2 separate regions of the Mus musculus genome follow, and region 2 is linked to region 1. The links are chromatin loops, found by intact Hi-C in ENCODE. Cell type or tissue: left cerebral cortex. All regions are shown on one strand. Links, peaks and the distances in the headings refer to the core of each region. The heading gives the core; the rest is flanking DNA.

Evidence for each region. Peaks named below come from ENCODE experiments on the same cell type or tissue, not always from the same donor. Only the 100,000 strongest peaks of a DNase experiment are listed, where the experiment ranks them.
Region 2: a loop joins it to region 1, with 2.1 times the contacts of the local background. A loop is called at or near these places in 1 of 42 quality-filtered maps.

The regions. Positions count from the first base shown.
Region 1 is chr17:78,306,895-78,317,875 of GRCm38, reverse strand. It overlaps Crim1 (cysteine rich transmembrane BMP regulator 1 (chordin like)), which reads right to left. Exons shown (of 17, transcript NM_015800.3): 6 at 4,570-4,752; 7 at 2,130-2,327. Among named protein-coding and RNA genes, the nearest start is that of Gm52306, 23 kb to the left of the region's middle. In left cerebral cortex, for the core only: a CTCF peak has its summit at 4,926; DNase peaks (open chromatin) are centred at 4,041 and 4,670.
Region 2 is chr17:78,244,827-78,255,807 of GRCm38, reverse strand. The region is part of intron 2 of Crim1 (cysteine rich transmembrane BMP regulator 1 (chordin like)); the gene reads right to left. Among named protein-coding and RNA genes, the nearest start is that of Gm41620, 31 kb to the left of the region's middle. In left cerebral cortex, for the core only: no CTCF peak of the experiment used is centred there; a DNase peak (open chromatin) is centred at 5,426.

The DNA.
Region 1 (10,981 bases), core at 3,290-7,289:
CAAGGGGAAACACAGAGTTCAAGGCCAGCAGGAAAAGCAAAATAAAAATGGGATTTCAACTATGCCATGTGATGGCAACTTAGGTAATTTCACTAAGCCTTCATGTCCTCATCTCTGAGATGGGACACTAAGGCCTTCAGCACGGAGCCATACAAAGGGTGCACAAAGTTTGGTACAGGTGTCATGCTCACACCCCCAACGTCTCAGCATGGCCCATGTCTCCTCTGTTCCCTGGTTTAATTGAAAACTCAGCCCCAGGGTGCTCTTTGGAGTGTCTCGTAATTACCTCTGTCTCGTCTAGGTTGGAGGGTGGTTCTTCATTAAGCTTTCGTATTAATGGCTCACTCACACATAACTCTTTTCTTAAGGTGTCAAGAATTAGGTCAGAACTCTGTGCAGATGCCACAGAACCCAAACAGGAAGTGACCCCCCCCCCCCCCCCAACAGTGGCCAGTCAGGCACCTACAACCCAAGACTAAAAGATCAACTGCACACATATTCTGGTGGCTGTGTCCACTTACTTTTGTTGGGAACACCTTCCCCACCCCCGGTAAAAAACTCTACAAGTTTCATTTTGGATCTAGGCAGTGCCACTTGAAGCTAGAAAGGCTGTTTTTTTTTGGAAAACTGGGCTATGCGATTATGGTTTTTGTTTTGCCATCTTTATCTCTGGGATATAAATAGTCCAGGTTGACAACAGACTGGCCTTAGTTCTTAGGATTGGGCACTTCCACATTAGCCCAGTCTAACAGTACATCTTTGCACACGTTCCTCTTTGTAGCTTCAAAATGCTGTGTGTGTGGGGGGTGGGGGAGGGGGGAGGTCCGCGCAAATCTGTCTCCTGGAAGCTATAGAGTCAGAGGGTTGGCCGCTGTACTTTGTGTAGGTAACAGTGGCAGGGCTGGCGATGTCAACAATTCAAGAGTCCTCCAGCTTCCATTCTTTTTTAAAACAAGACAAAACCCATGATTTTTAAGGTCTTAAGCAAATCTAGTCCTTCTAAGGCTAATGACTCCATTCACTAAACTGATGCTTAATTTACTAAAATTCAGATACTACCAAAGGATTTCTTGATACCATATGTCATGGGCCTAGGGGACAAACCTAGTACTATTATCCTGTTGAAGGAACACAGCAATCCAATGAATGACTCCTGATGATATGTTGCTGTGCCCATAGATCAGTGCGTTACTCAGCCCTCATTGGAGGAGTTTCCCCTATTAACACACACACACACACACACACACACACACACACACACACACACACTGTTCATACTAAAAAGACCTTAATTAGATCATTTTCTATCTTAACTGTGTGTTTTACAAATTCTACAAGGATCCATTTTCAACATACATTTTGACTTCTATCCTTTATTTTACTATGCAAAACTGTTTCTTGAGCATGGATTCCCCCATTGGCTGTGTCAGCATAAACAGTCCTTTCCTATGGGGACTGGCAATGGTGAGTTAAGTATGTCTGCAAAGTACCTTCTCACAGTACAGAAAATGAACTGGGTAGCAGCTGGCTCAGAGACAGGCACCTAGCACGCCTCAGCCACTTCGTCCTGAGCAGGAAAAGACACAGCAAATGTGGGGAGCCAGGCTAGAAGGCAAAGAATTAGAGAACCCAGCAGCCTCATGTCAGCCTTAGAGGCAGGCAGAAGTGTGCTCAGTATGAGGCACAGGCCCGTGTGACCTGCCTTTGGGGATGCTGGGATTTTCTCCTGGCAGTCAGCATTCTTCAGCTACGTGGTATTTCGCAAGTTGAACGTGCGGTACCTAAGTTGCAGCTCTAACTCCTGATTTTATTTCCTTGTCTTGACCTTTGGGTATTAAGTAGGCTCGCAGTGAACTGAGTCAAAATATAAGCATCCTTGTGCTGTGTAATGTATTCAGACAAGCACAACGCAATGATAGAGTAAGGCCCATGTGACTCTCATTTTAAATTTGCAACACTTCCCCCTAATGACGAATTTGGGCTGCATAATAAATTTGCCTGCAACTGGTAACGGCACGAAGCAGACATTACACCCAAGGACATAAAAAAGGGAAACGAGACCATACTGGCCAACACTTCTTCCAACAGGAGGAGGTGTGCCAGATGCTCATTAGAACTGTAGTGCTTACCTTCACACACGGGGCAACACTCCCCGGGCACTTTCACTGGGTGCATGCAGCTCTGCCCGCAGGCCGTGGCCACGCAGTGAGGTTCTCCGTTGATACACTGGCAGAAGGTACAGTCATCTTCCCGCCACCGGTCCCCGTGGGCGCGGATCTGGCCATTGGCATAGCAGCCAGCAGGGTTGTTAAGAGGATAGATGGGATCTAGAGCAAAGCATGAGTTCAGAATGGTATGAAGCCTTGCGAATCTGACCTCTGCCTGTACCTGCACCTGAAGACAGTTTCCTCCCGTCTCCATCCCTCAACATTATTCCATCTCCTATCAGTGGAAGCCGGGGACTAACACGAAGGGGTCCCTGAGATGACATCCAAAGGCAGCGGTCATAACGGACTTCTACCTTCTCAACCTGAAATTAGTATCAGGATGAACGTGACCTAGAAACAGGTATGCAGGTGCCATTGCTCCTCAGGTGGGCAAAAAGTGGGGACAGAGACAAGGGCGGGTACTTGGAAAACAGAGGCCCATTTGAGATTCTGAGAAAGTCTCCTGAGATGCTAGTATTAAATAGTTTACACCATGATTTCTGGAAGGCAGAAAGAGCTTGTCCACTGAACTGGAATGGTACTGTTGCTTCTGGAACTAAGTTAGCTCACTCTGACAATATCTACAAGTCCATAAGGATACCGGGAAGGAACACATAAGGTTCTCAATACAGCCTTGTGCAGGGTAAGGCTGGTCTGGACATCCCATGGGTCTCTGGGGTCCCCCGGAGGAGGACTGAACTTACACCATTTTCCTTGCCATAATTTGGGCAGCTAAGTAACAGGCAAGGTTGAAGGACAGAATTAGACAAGGCTACCATAAAAAGGAATATTCTGAAATGATTGACAAGAACATAAATAGTGGATGCAAAAATATCCCTAAGTACCCCTGTAAGGAGAACCATCGAAAGATTACTCCATTCTTTTTACTAAAAATACGTAAAAGCTGGCGTCAACAAGAACAGAGAGCCCGGGTCAAGTTCAGAGGTTAGCGTTTGTTCTAATGAGGCGGAGGGTTTTATACACAAGTTAGATGGAAGTGGTCTATAGCCCTCAGGTAGCCAGGGCTTTCTCAAGTCCTTCAAAGAAAATATTACAATGCATAGGCCACTCTGCTTTGAGCTTGGTCCTGAATTCTGGGAAGGGGGAGGTAATCAGATAACTGTGCAGGCAGCTCGGTAACACTATGAACATAGAGGTTCCAATCTGTTTTAAAAGCACTAACTGTGATGTAGTTTCTGACTCTTTTGCAAACCAAGGTTGGTTAGAGAACAATCAATTGGGAAAGTTAAAAGTCTGCAGTGATTTTCTTTTTTAAATCCTCGGCGACACATAAAACCTGAACTACTTTTCTCCTGTCTTGGCTAAAATATTTTTTTTTCCGAGCAAGGAGAGGACTCATTATTATGAACAACTGCTCTCGGTGTTAGGAACAGAGATGTCCTACTTTAGGGACTTCGGGACATCAGGACTCTATGATAAATACAGCACAGACATCAAACGGATTTTAAGGGGAAAAGTATAGAACTGAACAGGCCACTGTGCCCTTGTGCTTTGTGAGTGAAGGACAGTCACAGATCTCTGGACTAAAGACAATCAGGACAACACGGTTCAAGTGACTGACCCTATCTGAAAACAGTATGTGGTCAGATGACACCGCAGGCTGAAAGAGCCTGAAAGAATTCCTGGACCATTGCTCTTGGCATCCCATTGCTCCTGGCATCCTTGCAAAGTCAGTTTTATCTTTGATTTTTATGTACTTCAGCTTTCTGGTACTTAAGGGGATGGGGTGTGGTGGATGCAAATCACGTAGCAGGCCTGAAATTTCACTACTTATGACTTGCTGAGGCGGGATGAGTCTGCTGCAGGAATATGCAAATACCACTGCTTGAACAAGAGAGGGATACAGAATCAACACGTCCCCTAGAAGTCACATGTGACACATGCCTGGTCCTGACGCTGCTGCTGCTGCCTCACCCATCTGCAACTTGACTCTAATTAACACCCCTTTTCCAGGGAAAAATGGCAGTAGGGTCCTGGGTCTGAGCTGACTGGACTAGACAGACGGTGATGGCTGTATTAACTCTAGCTGAGCAATCCACGAACAGGAGATGAGGAATTCCAACGCCAGGGTGTAGACCAAAGAGTGATCCCTGTACTTAGTGACCACTACAACTGTGTGGGAGAAACAGAAAGCAACCAGGGAAATGACATGTCATGTTGTAGAACCTGTGACAGAGGACTGTGCTCAAAGCAGAGTTTTCCTCAGGGAAGTATTTCCAAGTCACTACCAACATCTAAAAGAGACCACTCACTACCCAGGGACTTCTTTAAGATTCCTCTAAATTAGACTGGTTTTGAAATAAAAGCTCTGAACTGTACAGCCTGCAGGGAGCTCACCCACCTTCACACACAGGGCAACACTCCCCCTCAGGCACATAGTATCTTTCGCAGTTCAGTTCCCCACACTGCGCCGTGAAGCAGATGGAGACACCCCCCTGGCATCGGCAGAACCGACAGTTGTCCATTCGAAACATGTCTCCGTCGTAATACTCCACGCTGTTGAACACGCAGGCTGGCTTTGTTTCTGCAAAGAGTCAAAACAGAGGAGGCATGTGGGAGAGGGCGTATCTCATGGGGACCCACCCATACGCAAAGAACTACACACACTACAACAAAGATGCTAAGAGGAGAGAAAGAATCTTCCCCGAGTATCCAATGCTACGTAGTTAACTCTGAATTCAAATACATAAGAGCAACACTAGGTGGATTGAGTTGGTTGTATTTATATTGTATGCTCCCTTTCTCTGTCTCTCTCCCTGTCTGTCTGTCTGTCTGTCTTTGAAAGAGGCCATGGTTTCAAGAGGGAACAAAGGTGGAAAGGGAGATACATGGGAAGAAATTTGAAGGACGAAAAGAAGGAGAGGAAATGATGTAATTATATTTAACAATAATAACCAAACAAAGCACATTTGAGGTCATTTTTTAAGTGGCGTCTTTGTGTGCCTTTGAGACAGCCTTTAGGCAGTTCTGTCAGCAGGAAGTTATAGTTTGGTGGAAACTTTTTACTGAACTGACTGTAACTCTCAGAGAGACTAGCACACAGTGACATAAAAACAAAACACACAGCTACCCTGTTCACACAGAGGAGCTGAAATGCCGCTTGTCAGGGTCTACACTGACTTCCTCCCACCTAATGGGCAGCTCTAGGACCATGACACTCATGTGTATACAAGATCATATTTACGCTGCTAAATAACTCTCTTTGAATAACCGTCCTGTTCCCACACTGGGTTTGGTTCCTGCTTCCAAAGGTTTAGTCAGGGCTTTCGGCGGGCTTTTCTGTTCCTCTCGTATGCTTTCCTTTTTGTTTGTTTGTTTGTTTTTTATTTTGTTTTCTTTTTTCTAGACAGGGTTTCTCTGTGTAGCTCTGGCTGTCCTGGAACTCACCCTGTAGATCAGGCTGGCCTCAAACTCAGAAATCTGCCTTCCTTTTCCTCCCAAGTGCTGGGACTAAAGGCATGCACCACCACTGCCCGGCTGGTATGCTTTCCTTGTTTTTTGTAATTATTAGTTCTTGACCATCAACATCCATAACTTTGTTTAATCTCAATACAAAGCTATGATGCACAGCTCTCTTTATTTTTAATTTTTTATTTGAATTGGTGTTTCATCTGCATGTATGACTAAGTTAGGGTGTTGGGTCCCCTGGAACTGGGGTTATAGGCATATGTGATCTGCCACGTGTGTGGTGGGAATTGAACCTGGGTCCTTTGGAAGAGCAGCAGTGCTCTTAACTTCTGAGCCATGTCTCCAGTTCCTATGATGGAGGTACGATCATGAGTTTAGAGGCAAGCGAATTCTGGATCATTTGTTTAAAAATTGCATATCTAGCAAATGGCAGAAATAAAAACCACAGCCCACCAGCAGAAAGCTTGCACTCTACCGTCTGTCTCTTGGCTATGTTCTGCTAGAGAGTAACAATTCAATATTTAAAATAGTTCGATATTTTACAACGCCAAAGATTTTTGCTGAAAACCAATTCCAACCTGACAAAAGACACCACCAGAAAACAAATCTATAGATGGTTATATCTCTTGTGAATGAGACAAACATTCTCAAAGATCCTCCTAGCAGACCACATCCTATGACATATAAATGGGATTAAACACCATGACTAACTGGCATTTATTATGTAATGCAAGATGGGTTTAATTATTAAAATATCAGCTATTTCCATAAGACGTGTCCACTGAATAAAGGACCGCAACTCTCAACTACAGCACCTTCTCAAATGATGGGGAATACACAAATACCCAAAGGATATCCAAACTCTGCCATTAAAAAAAACAAAAACAAAAAAAAAACAAAACAAAACACTCAAGAGTAAGGAATAGGAAGAAACTTTGTTAACTCTGTAAACAGCACTGTACATTGTTAACTTGGTAAACAGCACTGTACATTGTTAACTTGGTAAACAGCACTGTATACTCAATTTCTCCCAGCATCCTAGGACTGTGCAGTGAAGGTCTGGCTACTGAGATGCACATGGCTTATAAGGACACAAACTTCACCAGCTGATTAATCCATTAAGGTCATTGCCAAATGAACTACTAGTGGAGACTTTTGCTAGAGAAACTTGGGCATGCCTTTAAGGGGTGTATCTTATCCCTGGACCGTCCTCTTTCTCTCGTGATCTTTGGCTGCTATGCCTCTTTGTCCTGATGCTTCTGCCTTGCCATAGCCCTAAGAGCAATGTAGCCAGACAATGAACACGAAACCATGAGCCAAAATAAGTCTTTTCTTTTTAATCTGTGTTTCTTAAGTGTTTTTTTTTTCCACAGTGGGTAAAGGAAGCCAGCACAATAATCTATAAGGACTCACAAATAACATCATACTTAGCAATGGTGAAAGACTGAAGTTTCCCCCCAGAACCAAGAAAAAAACCAATGATACCTCTTCTTAGCACATCAGACTAACATTATATTTGAAGTTCTAGCCAAGACAATCAAGGAAAGAAAATAAGTAGAAGGCATCAGAGTGGAAAAGAAAAATTAATCCTATATCTAGATGTATATGACATGATCTTGAAGACAGAAAATCACTGAAAACTCTATTGGATATTATAAATGACTTCAGCAAGGTTACAGGGACAAACTGCAATATATGAAAATTGGATCTCTATACAATTTCAATAAGCACTCATAAAATAAAGTTTAAAAATCCCATTTCCCAATCGAATTAGAAAGAATATTTACAAAAAAAGTACAGTGCTTATACTCTGAAGTTAACCTTCTTAAAGAATACACTCCTTAAAGAAATTAAAGAGTTCTAGATAAACAGACACAGATTAAAAGGCAGTATTAAGATAAAAATGTTCCCCAAATTAATAGAATACCCAATGCCAACCGTATCAAAATCCTACCGCATTCTTGTGTTTAACTTGACTCTGCTTTCATAAACTCTTATGGAAACATAATTAGGAATTTACAAAATAATGATTAAAGGAAAAAGGAAGTTGAAGGATTCACACCTCTTGATTTCCAAAGGTGACCCAATGATGGAGTGACCAAGACAGTGTGGTGCCAGTGTAAAGATACGCATGACACGTGTGGAGTTTAGAACTCAGAAATGAACTCTCAGTACACAGGTTTTTGAGAATACTGCCAGGGCCATTTGGTGAGTAGAAAGAGAAAAATGGCGGAAAGACAACTCCATAGTCGCAGGCTGAGGGATGGCCATCAGTCTCCTCATCTTCTCTGCCTCTCATCAATAACAGATTATTAAGTGAGTTACTATAGGAATGAACACTCTTTCTAGACTCTAAAATCATGTCAACTGGGATTCCAAAACCCTCAGGAGAACTATTCAAAGAGGCTACAAAGGGTGATTCACCTTTCTCACTTTTTATATTTTAATACATCTTGCCAAACACAGAAGTACTGGAGTTGACAGGTACCATCAAATGCACAAGTAGACCTATACTATCAGAAATGAAACACCCGTCTTACATATACAAAACTAACTGAAAATGAATCTGAGCACTGTGGCCTAAATCTAAGTCACAATTATGGCCTTCTTAGAAAAGACAGAAATGACTCTTTGTGGTCCTGGAAGACGCAATGGCTTCTTGGATTTGACACCAAAAGACTGCACAAGAAATGGCTACAGTCCATTAGACTCGGGCTATGCCTATGTTTCCAAGGTTTCTGTCAGGAAAAAAAAAGATGACAGTCACCAGTGTGGGGATGGCTCCGTTAAATGATAAGGAAGACACATCTGAGCAACATAATCCATAACCCAGGTAGAAAAACCCAACTAGAATGGGAAAGTATTCTAGAAGGTGAATCTCCAGGTCAGATTCAGTTCAAAGCAGTGGATACACACATGCAATGTGGCTTGTGCTGTCAGTTATTGGAAGAATACAAAGTGAAAGAAAAATCTCCGACCTACTGAGAAGACTGCAACAGAACAAAACAAGACACAGGTGGTAACAAGTGTGGATGTGGACAGAAAGACAGTGGTACTCTTCCACTGCTATTAGGGAAGACATTAAGTTACAGCTGTGATGAGAAGTTCCTCAACATACTAAATTTACCACAAGATAAGTAATTCCATCTGCAGGTTTTCTTCAGTGATATTTAGATGTAATACTTCTCCCCTCTACCCTCCCCCAAAAAACTAGTATTATTTTGAACAGAATTCTTATGCTAGCTCAAAATTTTTCTGTATGCTTGCAGTTACCTATTTATCTAATCTAGACCTTGAAGGACATCCACAGCTAGACTACAAATAGCAAAAAGTGCGTAAGACAGGACCACGGGCCTGTATAGTCTCCTACATCTTTTTCACACCTCAATCCATAACTGTTTATTAAGGGAGTTATTATGTGAATAAGCACTCTTTCTAGACTCCAAAATCATGTCAACTGAGATTCAAAAAAACAAAAACAAAAACAAAAAAACCTCAAAGAGCTCATGAAAACTATTCAAAGAGGCTACAAAACTCTGATTCACACTCCTATGTTAAGCCAAATGTGCTAGCTGTGGAGTATGGCAAGTACTGTGCTCTAACAAAGCACGCTGAAAAATAAAGCAAGCCAACCAATATTAATTATTTAGCTGAGTTAATCAACCATGTACGCCATAGGGGCGAAGCCACAAATCTCCATCCAGTATTTGAACAAGGAAGGCCAGAGATGCTGGTGAAGCCCAAAGCTGCTGCATGATCTGCTCTCGTGGTGGCGAGGCGTGTAGACATTTATACAATAGAGACTTGATTGACAGGAGGATGGGGTCAGTTTAGCCAACCAGCTAAAGCACAGATCAGGATGGTGGCGGGTAGGCGGGCCAAGCTTCAAAGAGCTGGAGAGTCTCCAAAAGTACAGCTCAGGGAGCTACCTTTAGGCTAAGCCTTTCTGGATTGAAAGAAACCAAATCAGCAAAACGAAGCCTCTGTTGCTGAGAAGAAATTAATAAGAACGTTTGAAACAAGTGTATAATGCAAGGAGCAATGCCCGATTACTTCTTCATCTCTTGATGAGGAGGATGTGAACCTTCGAATGGTGAGGAGCGAGGCCACGCCTCTCTAGAAAGAGTGGCATAGGCCGATGTGGAGCAGAAGCAGTACCAGGTGGCACTTGTTCTCCTCAGTGTGGAAGTGTCTTTCAGTGACTTTCTCTATGTGTTTATGTGTAACCTACTCTTCCATCAAACAGTCCGCAGCTCTTGAGAGAGAGAGAGAGAGAGAGAGAGAGAGAGAGCCATAATATAGATGGTTTGAAAACTCCAGTCCCTGCCAAATCACACTGATTGACAGATCAATGTCAAAGGGAAATGATGACAGACAGAACTTCAGAGCCAATGTGACGGGGGCACCCCTCTCCCCACCTAGTCTAGCCCAGGTTAACTCCTGTCTCATCTTTTCTTCAGCCTCTTAGTTGAGCTCAGCCTTTTCCACTGTGGGGTGACCTGCGCAAGAAATCAATGGACAGAAAACACAGAGCAAAGGGGTGACAGATGGAGGCGGATGGACAACTCCAAAAATGCCCCTCTAATTCACTGATACATCCCTCATAATTAGACTGATGTAATTAAAAGAGCAGACATAAAGACTTCCAAGTAACCGAAGGATAAACAAACCTTGTCTTTTGGATGCTTAGGACTATGCTGGGGTAAGCCAAGGAAATGGTCAATACTTAAAAGAAGGCACAAAAGCCCCTCATGATCACTAGCTTACTAAGGCCCTGGGGAACAATAGGAGTGCACAGTAAATACACACCAAACAGTCAGTCAGTCCGTCAGTCAGTCAGTCTGTCTGTCTATGCACTGGATTCTCTCTATTTCTTTACTGGAAGACATGATGAGCTTGGCCTACCACCCAGACTGGGGGTTCTTAATGTCTTTAGTAACTGCTTTCTTTAATAGCGGGTTGCAGGTTGGGTTTGTAGGCCAACATCTTACATGATAAGAAAGCTGGTTTGGGGTGTATCTTTCCTATGAGTGACTTGACTTAGTCAAGATCCTTAGCCATTACTGTTCATTGCAATGCTCTTCTTTCATATAGCATCACAGGGACGGGCAGATGTCTCAAATGGTACAAATGACAGGCTAAAACCACAAGTCACACTGCCTCCTGCCCTCTTCTTATGAATTTATCCCATATTCACCTTAGATTGCTCTGGGTTAATCATATGCACACAAGGGACCCTCTTTTGTCTCTCCCACCTTCCACCACTCTTGGCACGCTGGAGAAATCAAGGCTCTCTTTCTTTTATTCCGGTAGTAGACTCTTACATTGTTAAGTATAGATTGACC
Region 2 (10,981 bases), core at 3,674-7,673, 62 kb after region 1:
AGGGAGTGTGGGCCCGCGGATCCTCTTCTGCACGCAGTCCTTGGTCTGTGGGCATGCGCACAGCCAACATTTACAAACAAGACGACACTCTTCCTGGGTATCTCTCTCTCCTTCCAGGGAACAATTTCTCCTCACACCTGATCCCTTCACTACAGACTTTTTCAAAACACTTAAAGCTTGCTCCTCTCATGGCTGTTCTTAAATTCTGGAGAGCTGCTCTCTGTGACCCCCATTTCCCCAGGGCTTTCCTCTAGAGACTATCACTGTCTCCATGTTCTTTCTGGATGGTGCTCTGTCCTATGCCATTTTTTTTTTAAGATTTATTTATTTTAGGTATGTGAATATACTGTCACTCTCTTCAGACAAACCAGAAGAGGGCATCGGATCCCATTACAGATGGTTGTGAGCCACCATGTGGTTGCTGGGAATTGAACTCAGGACCTCTGGAAGAGCAGTCAGTGCTCTTAACTGCTGAGCCATCTCTCCAGCCCCTATGCTATCTTTAAAATCCTGTCCTCCTTAGAGTCAAGTAAACTGCTACCTTCTCTGAGAGCCAAGGCTATCTTCCATCTCCTCAGTCAGACTGAGACTCCTTCCTTAGCACTCTTGTGGGCTTTTTGAAACTAACACAATGCTAATTTCATTCCACTGACCTAGTCTAGCTAATGGCTCCAAAGCCTCCTCAAGAATGCTGGGCGTACCTCAAATTGGAGTCCTGTCTTTTACTGCTGAATCTTTTGCTACACTAAAATTCTTTGGTTAAGGCTTTACCTATCACTGACTTCCTGTAGATCTAGGTATTGTTTTAAGGGCCTCACAGATGCAGTAGCAGTAGACAGTCCTTCAGCATGGAGACACCTACAAGACTCCCAGACACTGAGATAAGAGACCTCTGAAATCAATGCAATCAGGGGAAACTTACCAGAAGATAGGGATGAACCATCTCTTATGATAATATTTTTTATCTTCAGGCCATCAGTGCTGCCACAAACTCTACACTGTTAAACTGAGCAATGTTTTAAGTTGGCAATAATAATAATAATAATAATAATAATAATAATAATAAATAGTGGGTTATTATTGCTGGAAAGAGGCCAATAGGCTGTTTCTGTGTACAGGGGCGAGGAAAGTTGAAGAGAAGCCCGGCAGAGGCAAATAGAAGAGAGTGGTATAGTGGGAGAGGTGGGGAAGTGGAACAGATATCAAGAGGAGCTTAGAGCAAGCCAACCTCTAAAGACACAGAAGTGAAAGTGACCTGGATAAAAGTCAGAATGCAGGAAGGAAAGAGCCCCACTGCACAGCCCACACAGGCTCCCAAGAGCAGCAAGCGCCACCGCTGAGGGGCTCCACTGGGAGGTTACCATGGTTACCAGGTGATACAGCTGCACCGTTCGGGATGCTCCTTCCTCCCAGCTCCTGTCCATCATCTTCCGCACTTGGTGGCGGTGGCGGAGCGTCCCAAGTCCAGCCCTGGCTGTGTCTGCAGCTGCTCAGCTGGTCATGTCTGCAGCCAGGACACCCTGGGCTTGAGAAGGAGGCTTTTTGACCACAGAACAGATTCCCCCATTAATCAGGAATGCTCAGGGGAGGGAGAATCTGAGCCAGTTTGCTACTGTCTGGATATGGCTAATAATTTCTCTCTTAAGTTTCTAGAGGAATTCATGCCAGGGTTTCTTTCAACTACAAACAGCAGATATTATTTTCCTTCTGTATCTTAAAAAAAGCTGGCAGTAGCGATATGAAAAAAAAAATTACCAGAGCCAAAATGTTGAGCTTAAATAAAACAAAGGCACAAGTAAACCCAAATACAGAGGAAGGAAGGAAAGAAGGAAGGAAGGAAGGAAGGAAGGAGGGAGGGAGGGAGGGAGGGAGGGAGGGAGAGAAAGAGAAAGAGAAAGAGAAAGAGAAAGAGAAAGAGAAAGAGAAAGAGAAAGAGAAAGAGAAAGAGAAAGAGAAAGAGAAAGAGAAAGAAAGAGAAGACCTGCTATGCCTTTTCTTTTCAGGATACAAATACAAAGTTACTAATGGTAGTTAGTGCCTCATTTCCTATCAACAGGGACTCTCCAGCCACAATGTTTCTGCTCAAGGGTGCTTAGCACTCACAAAACCTTGCCTTCTTCTAGACAGCAAATGAATTTTAAGCTTTAGAATGCTCACTGCCATCTATGTACAGCACGTCCTTAGTGTTCGTGATTGGGACAACCTTGCATTCCCTGTGCTGCACGTTATCTTTCTCCTAATCCTCCGTGATGGCTATAACCTAAGGTCTGATTCAGATTTTCATGTCATCGTGACTTCTCTTTCCTAACTTGGTTTCGATCTCCCCAACCCTGACTCATTGTTAGTAATTTTTCTACCTGCAAGGCACCGGCCTCAGCTTCCAGGGTGACAGCAAGGAGAATAAAGTGTAACGGGGGATGTCGAGGAGCCTGAACACAGAACCAAGTTCCAGCACACTCAAGGGTGTACTCTCAGCTAGGGACTGGAGGGCCGGGATGGAGAGGCTCTGCGTGGTGTGGAATATGCATGAGCTACAACACAAATCAACTTGTATCTGCCTCAGCGGGCCCTGGTTCTCCAGGGATTCCAACACTCACATAATCATGCCTGAAACAGTAGATGCTCCTGGGAGAAAACTTAAAGATTTTGTGAATAATTTTAGAGAGAAGCCAAGCAAATTGGGATATGAATTTTGCTGATGTCCCTAGGGAAGAATAACAATCATTCTTCAAAGATCGGGGGGGGGGGGGGTACCTGGGTTCCCTTACCTTCCAAACACCATCCACACAGGAAGAAAGGGTTGCAAAAACTTCTCTACCTTGATACAGTTCAGCAGATTCCAAAGGCTCACTTTAACCCTCCATCCCTCCTCATATGGGAAAGGGTACCCACGACTCAAGGTAGAAAGCTGGTGATCATTTCCAAATCCATCTCCTAACCTGACCCCCAGGACTCCAGCAGAGTATTTCCAGGACACAAGGATCCACACCCTTCTCTCTGCCTCTTCCATCAACACCCTGGTCTGGCCACCAGGATTCTCCTTCAGTGTTGAAAAGAATTCCCCCAATAATCCTGCAGCCCCCAGGGAAAATCAGCTTTTTTTCAGAGTGGCCAGAGTTGATTTCATAAATAGCACTTCCTTCTATCACAGCTGAAGCTTAAAGCACTGTTACAGATTCCTAGTGCATTGTGGGTAAAAATCAAAAGTTATTACTTTACAGTCTGTGTGACGGAGTTCTTTCCTAACCTCTCCTGCCACCCAATTCTTGTGACTCCCATGTTAGGCGATTTTCTCCCACAGTAAGATCACTTACAGGTGTCTCTCCGGGCTTGTTATTTATTTATTGTTTAGTATAATTGCTGCTATGATTAATTTTTAACTTTGGCTTTGTTTTGCTTTATTGAGAAAGGATCTCGCTATTACAGTCTTAGTTGGCCTGAATCTTGCGATTTGAACCAGGCTAGCCTCAAACTCATAGAAATCCACTGGCCTTCCAAGCTCTGGAATTAAAGATGTGCACCACTGCGCCTGGCACAGATTTTCGTTTGTATGTTTTGTTTTATAAGATTTACGTTTGAGGATATGTATATGTTTATGTAGATTTATATGATGTATATGTATATGTATATGTATATGTATATGTATATGTATATGTATATGTATATGTGTGGGCATGTGCACAGGTATCTGAGACCCTTGGATCTGGAGTCAGGTAGTTGTGAGCTACTCAATGTGGGTGCCTGGAGGACCTCTGACAAGAGCAGAAGTATTCCTCATGGCAGAGCTGTCTCTCTCCATCCCCTCCTCTAGGCTCGTGGGCCAGGTAACACCTTTCTCCCTTTAGTCCAACTCACAAAGCCATCTCTGCAGATACAGCTTTCTCTGAGTATCCTGTCTCCGTCTCAGAACCCTGGGAATCAGCTCCCACTCTATGATTCTGCTCATGCTCCATGCAACCACAGGACTGGGAGGGACACTGCCTTGCCCACCTTGTTCATCTTGAGCTGTGTGGCACACAGCAAGTCTGCAACAGGTATCAGTGAGTGAGTGAGTGAGTGAGTGAGTGAGTGAGTGAGTGAATGAACACACTGGGGAATGAATGAATGAATGAATGAATGAAGAGCAGATGAATGAAAAAATGAACACACTGGGGACTATGACTTCAGACAAAAGCTTTTCTGAGTCAGTTACCTTTGGAAAACAACTTTCAAGGGCTACTTTTCAGAATCTTGCTCGTAAGCATCCATGCACACGTTACTTCCCCTAAGTCCTCTATGTCAGCACATCACAAACCAATGAAACACTACGGACATGGAAAGCATGAAAATGCTCTACCAAAGGAAGGTCCCACAAAAGCCATCTAGGTCAGAGATGCCGTGTTACGCTATTCAACGTCGAAGAAAACATCACACACACACACAAATCCCCAAGGTGCGAAGCTGGGAATTCAGGATAATGCACACATACTTCCAATTATTTGTTTTGAATTTTTTACTAATGGAAAGAGAATCGGGTCTCACTGGTCTATCTCAAAGGCTTAAGTGACCTTTTACTAAGGATAAAGGACAGACTGGCTGAAATTCTAAGGGAGCTGAAAGGAAACACTGCCTGTCTGAATACACACACTTTACAAGGACTTCAATGGAAACCAACTTATTTTCTCAACTACAGAAAAAAAAAAAGAGCCCTTGAAGAAATAATCTTCAAACAGCTGGAAATCCAAGGGAGTATCCAAAAACCACATGAAATGGAATAACCCGGTCACACCTGACAAAGATTCAACAGGTCCAAACATAAGACAGCATTCACCCTATCCCGCACTGGCTCCACGTAGGTGTATTTAGACACACACACCTAGGTATCTAATTTTGTCTGAAGTTTGGGTTTGTGTGGGCTCCTGTTGGTTGGTTTTTCGGTTCTAGACTTCCTTGAAACAGCAAAGCCATTCAATCAGGCCCTGCCACCCAGCACTGGGCAGGGACGTTGCTTTTGGCCCCGTGACTGCCCTGTCCTTTCCAACTTGTTTGAAAAACCTGTGTTGACTGTACTGTGTGGAAAAAAAAATGAAAAGGAAAGAAAAGCCCTGCTGTTGTAATGGTGCCAAAAGGATACAGAAACAAACGCAGATGCTAGAATTTAAGGCATTTCCTCTGCTCTGGGACTATGTCCGTTAACTGAAGGTCAAAAGCACATTAAAGGGCCCCGGGATCTTAAAGCCTTGGGTAGATTTTTTTTTTTTTTTTTGGTCATCCTCTCTTTTTATTAGGTATGCTGGCGACACACATTTAACTGACATTTAACACACTAGAGTTTATTCAGCAGCATATACGGAAAATCCGAACATTACTTCCAAGCTCAGCTTATTTAAAATCCTAGTGCTTTTTTTCTTAACTGATAGTCCAAGTCCCTTTAAAGTGCCAGTGGGCGAAGGAAGTCATTCTTGTGCCCAATTCACATTTACTGCCTCCTTATGCTGCAGTGTGTCTACGCATTGTGATTTCTAACACTTTGGGAACATTCTCTCACTTTTTTTTTATTTTTATCATGCATCAGATGATAGTAAATAACACACGCTGTATCCACTGTCTTGCTCTTTGTAGCAAATCAGCCATGATCATAAACAAATGGTCATGGAGGGAGCGAGTCACGCCATTTGCTGCTATGAGTTGTAATGGATTTTTCGGAAACAAATCTGAAACAGAAGGAACTTTGGAGGAGAGGAGTGGCCAAAAAAAAATAATAATAAAAGAAATCTTGCTGGGCTTGTTACTGGAGAACTGACAGTAAAAAGCATGAAGCATCGAAGTCCCCTCGGGATTTTGTATACAGCTCTAACATGCAGTGAAGACTTCAGTGCCATAAAATTCAGCAAAATCCTCCCACCACAAGAATGGCCAAATACAGGAGCTTCTCCAAGACAAAGTTTCACTTAGAGCAGTGGTCCTCAACTTCCCTAAGCTAGGGTCCTTTAACACAGTTCCTCATGCTGCGGTGACTCCCAACCATAGTCTTTATGGCCAGAGGTTAGAAGGGCATCCATAGCCATCAAAGAGGAGCAAGGCCTTCAGGAAACTTGTAACCAGGGACTGTAAGACCACAGGGGACTCCAGCCATAGTCTCATTACTACTTTGTAACTAATCTTGCTACTGCTAAGAATTGTAATATAGAGATCTATTTTCTGATGATGGTCTTAGTAGATTCCTTTGAAAGTCATTAGACGCCCCCCCCCCCCACACACACACAAAAGGGTTGTGACCCAGAGGGCTGAGAACCGCTGACACAGGGAGAGCTGAAATGGCCTTGACTCTGACAGTTGGAGACCTGACATCCCACGACAGCTTTACCTGTGCCTCCATTTTTTCCTCTCCATAGATAGAAAAATGAAGCAAGCAGTTTGTAAGTTAATAGTCACTCTTCTTCCATTCATCAGAATTCCAGAATGTTCTACATAACTCTGCTGAGAGTCCTCATGGTTACCAGTGGGTATGCCATCTGATCCTGACCCATGACACCTCTTGCCTATTCAGAGGAGACAAACTTTCTGACTTGTTGCTGTAGAAATGTCAACAGAAGGAAGACAGTATTCAACTTTATCTGTTGTGTTTCCTTTGCTTTGTTGGCATGTGGGAAGCTGATAGACAACATAGTTTAATAGCAAACTTGGGTGTGGTTGTCCCAGTGATAAGGGAAATGAAAGTGGAAGGAGGTTGAATAATATTTATTTGAAGAGTTATAGCTTGTTCTTTTCTCCCACAGATGTTTACAAAGCGTATAAAAATCACACCGGCTCTTAGAAAGAATGGCTGGAATGTCTGTATAGCCAGGGAATCCACGGCCATCAAAGAGGAGCAAAGCTTTCAGGAAACTTGTAACCAGGGACTGTAACACCATTACCAGCTTTGTTATATTTAACAGCACATATGTGGATGTGCACACACACACACAGCAGAACTAATGAGACAGACACGCTGATTGCCAAGTATTACCTATTAGTCATATATACACATATGATTACACATGTTAATCCTTGATGTAGAAAAACAAAACAAAACAAAAACAAAAACAAAAAACTTCCCAGAGGCATTTAGCAGACATGGGTCCAGTCAGAGAGGCATAAAGGAACATGCAGATAACATTTTTGAGTCACACATCATGCTAAGATATATAACAAGACCACAGCCTAATTCCATTTGCAACATTCCTGATGGACAGAGACAAGCTGGCTCTCAACAGGAAAGCATTTAGAAGATTCCAGTCTGATTAGCGAGCAGAGGGCCAACAGGTACTAAGAAAGTGTAAATCTTACTTTCTCTTCGGTAAAGCAGAGAGAAATATTGCTGTAAATGTCATGTGGGAAGTAGTTAGGCCGGTTAAAACCCTGACTGCTTACCAAGCCCTGGGATCAGACACAACCGAGAACCTAAGTTTCCGTTTCACACACCAGAGAATGGTGTAAGGTCCCTTGAGGTCAAAGCTCCTAGAATGACCAAAAAGAGACAGGTCAACACACACACACACACACACACATACACACACACACACATACACACACATACACACACACACACACACACACACACACACACACACACATACACACACACACACACACATACACACACACACACACACATACACACACACACACAGACACACACACACATACACACACACACACACACACACACACATACACACACACACATACACACACACACACACACACACACACACACACACACACACACACACACACACAATTTGCAGGAATCATCTGAAAGGCCACACACACTACAAACTGCACCAAAACTCTCATTCGTGGCCTTTTCATCCACTGTTGAAAAGACACACATTGCTGGTATTTTAAAAAGTCTATGAACAGTAAATAAGAATCTCTCATATAATATAATATAATATAATAGAATATAATATAATATAAATACATTAAATGAAACTAGGAGGTCTTCTAGATGCCACTACAGACCCTTCTGGCAGAGCTCAACCAGTGTACTTACCAATCTTATTAATTTCTGTTCTTTTAACAGCAGATATCCTGAACACATTTTTTTTTTAAAGAGAAAAATAAAACCCATTTCATTCTCTGAACTAGATGAAAGGGAAAGGAAAGGGGGGGATGGAGAGACATAGATGACGCTCTTGGTTCATATTACCAGCAAAATGCTTTCCTCTGTTTCATAAAACCTCAATTTTTATCTGCAGACAAATATATGGATACATTGGGCGAAAGTGGTATCAATCTTTAAACATTATTAAATTCCTCTATTGTTCTCTTGTTATTGGAACAGGAAAAGAAAGGCCGCTGATAAGCAGAAAACACTGTACTTGCTTTTCGGGAAATTAAAAAAATTAAAAAAAAAAAAGACTTCCAGCGACAGAGAAAAGAATAAAAGGTTCCCCTACCCGCTGGAAAACTAGGAAGTCGTCAGCCAGAAACAAAGAATACATCCTTGATTCAGAGGAACAGTCCAGCCCCTGAAAACCACACACACATTAATTCATCTTGTGTTAATCTCTTCCCTCCCCAGCTCTGCAGTCACCACTTACTGCATCACTTCCTCCTGATGCAAAAAACACTGAGCAACAGGGGTCACAAATCAAAAGCAGGAAGGTGCCATAGAAAAGACAATGCCCAGGACTCCAGCAGCAGGAGCAGCTTATGTGGGCTGCTCTTCTTGTCTTAGCGCCCATACACCATTACAAGAGGAACCCCATACCCAAAGAGATTATCTGAGTGCCCAGGCTACTACCCTATGCGTGGCAGCAGTCAATAAGTACTAGGGGATGTGTCAAATTTTATGAGTAGGACATTTCTAAACTTTTTTAAACCAAAGGTTGAATGTTAATGAACCCTGAAATGACTTTCTTGAGAAAGTCGCACATTTCACAAGGAACAGAGACATCAGATCTAGAGGTAAACAGCCTGTCTATGAGTCACAGAAGGGCTTTGCAACTAATTAAAACTCCGTCCAATTGATTTTTGTTGCTCATGAATGTCTATCTCCCTCAGCTCCCACGCTCAGCGCCATTCCATTTGCATCTGGCTGTCCTGAGTATGTCACTGCCTGGGTGAACATCTTCCTAGATGGTAAGAAAGTGTATTAAAAAAAAGCGAAACGTGAGGCTGGGGTTCTGAGGCGAACACAAGCCTGGAAAGAACACGATGGGATGATCAATCCTGGAAAAGGACGAACGAAGTCACCCTCACGCTCCACAGAAGGTTGATCCTGGTGACTTTCAGCTGCAAGTGGGAGAAACTAGCTTCTTACTGGGAGCTGAGGGGGGCACATCTGTGTGGAGTTGTATGCATTCAACTTTGTCCCTTTCATTCACAAAGATCTTTCCATTTTCATTCCAAAAAAAAAAAAGTAGGAACAAAAGGAAGGAGGGAAGGAAAGAAGGAGGGAGGGGAGAGGAGAGGAGAAGGAGAAAGAAAACCTATATTTAAGGAACTGTTCCTCCCAGATGACCTCTTAACCAAGATACTAATAAACATGCAATACTGCAAGCCTGGAAAAGCATAAAATAAGTCTACCAAAAAATCCTTCCCTACCCTGACAGGCCATACGGACACTTGAAACCATCAGCTTTTGACAGAAGGCAGATTCACATTAAAGCCACTGTGCTCATAAAATCATGCTTGAGCTTCCTCTCATAGACTCCCCTCCTCTCTCTAGTAAAAAGACTGTGGACACTTCACCTGACTTGGGTGAAGTGTCCACGGTACCAGATAATGGCCTGGGAATAAGAATGACACTAACGAATGGGGCACACATTTGAACGGCGAGTGGCTCAGGAAACCTGGGATGGTCCACACCCTCTGGTTGGTGGAGATGACCCAGCTCAGAGCAGCCGGTCTGTTCTCAGGCACTGAAGAACCACCTCCCACTTCCCTCTGGGGGAATCTCAGCAAGTGCTCATGTCACCTAGCTGTCCCTGTGGCCACTCAGAGGGCTGGGATTCTATAGAAGAAAATGTTTTTTTTTTTTTTTGTGTGTGTGTGCGTGTGTGTGTAGGGCTAGGGTTCAGCTGGACACAGCTGGGCCAGGCAGCCACTCAGCAGCAACGTGTGACAGAGCCCACGCTGAACCCTGGGAAAACCTGAGAGGTCATCTCCAGCCAAGTTAGAAACCACACACACAGGAGGGGCTGCCCAGAGCCACTCAGGGGAGAAAAAAAAACCCTAAACCTGCTGAAGCCAGGCATTAGATCAGCATCTGGTTAGCACTTCCTGGAGGTACAAACAGAAAGTTGAAAGCTGGTTCTGAAAGAGCACCCCTTCCCTAGCTTGAGGCCAGGATGCATTTCGTCTTTTAGCAACAATAACTGATGTATTCTTAAAACGCACAGTGTGTTCATTTTAAAATAAGACATATTACATGTGAAGCAAAAACCTTCTCTGCTACGCCCAGTGTTGCTTTAACACGAGGGTTAGACAAGGATGGGCAGGGAGTTGGTAGAATTGAGCACATCTTAGGACATAAGAGAGGACTGGAAAATGTAGTTGTGTATGTTCTTAAAGAGGTTAAGACCGAACAAAAGAAAGGGAAGAATCATTGAATGGCACAGGACCTCAAAAGAGTCCTTGCCTATGGAACGTGCCTGGGAAGCACTGCTCGAATGTTAAAATGAAAGTTCACATGACACTAAGTCCTTCCTGTGGTCATTCCCAGTGCAGTGGAAGAAAACTTCCCTCTTTACCTACCTACCACGCTTCTCTTAGCAAGGGATACAACATCTTTAATCAGGACTTCCTCCTATCTCCTTGAAGAGCAGGAGAACCCACAACTCCCAGAAGGGTAGGTCACTGTATGATGTCTCCCAGCCAGAATGCAGGTAACGTGAGTGGTTTTCAAGCGACTGTTCTCTCTAACTGGTCTGAGGCCAAGTTCCTGGAGCTTCCTGCTTTTATTTCCCAGATACTTGACACTGGTTTCCGCCTTCTCGGAGCCCTTTCTGTT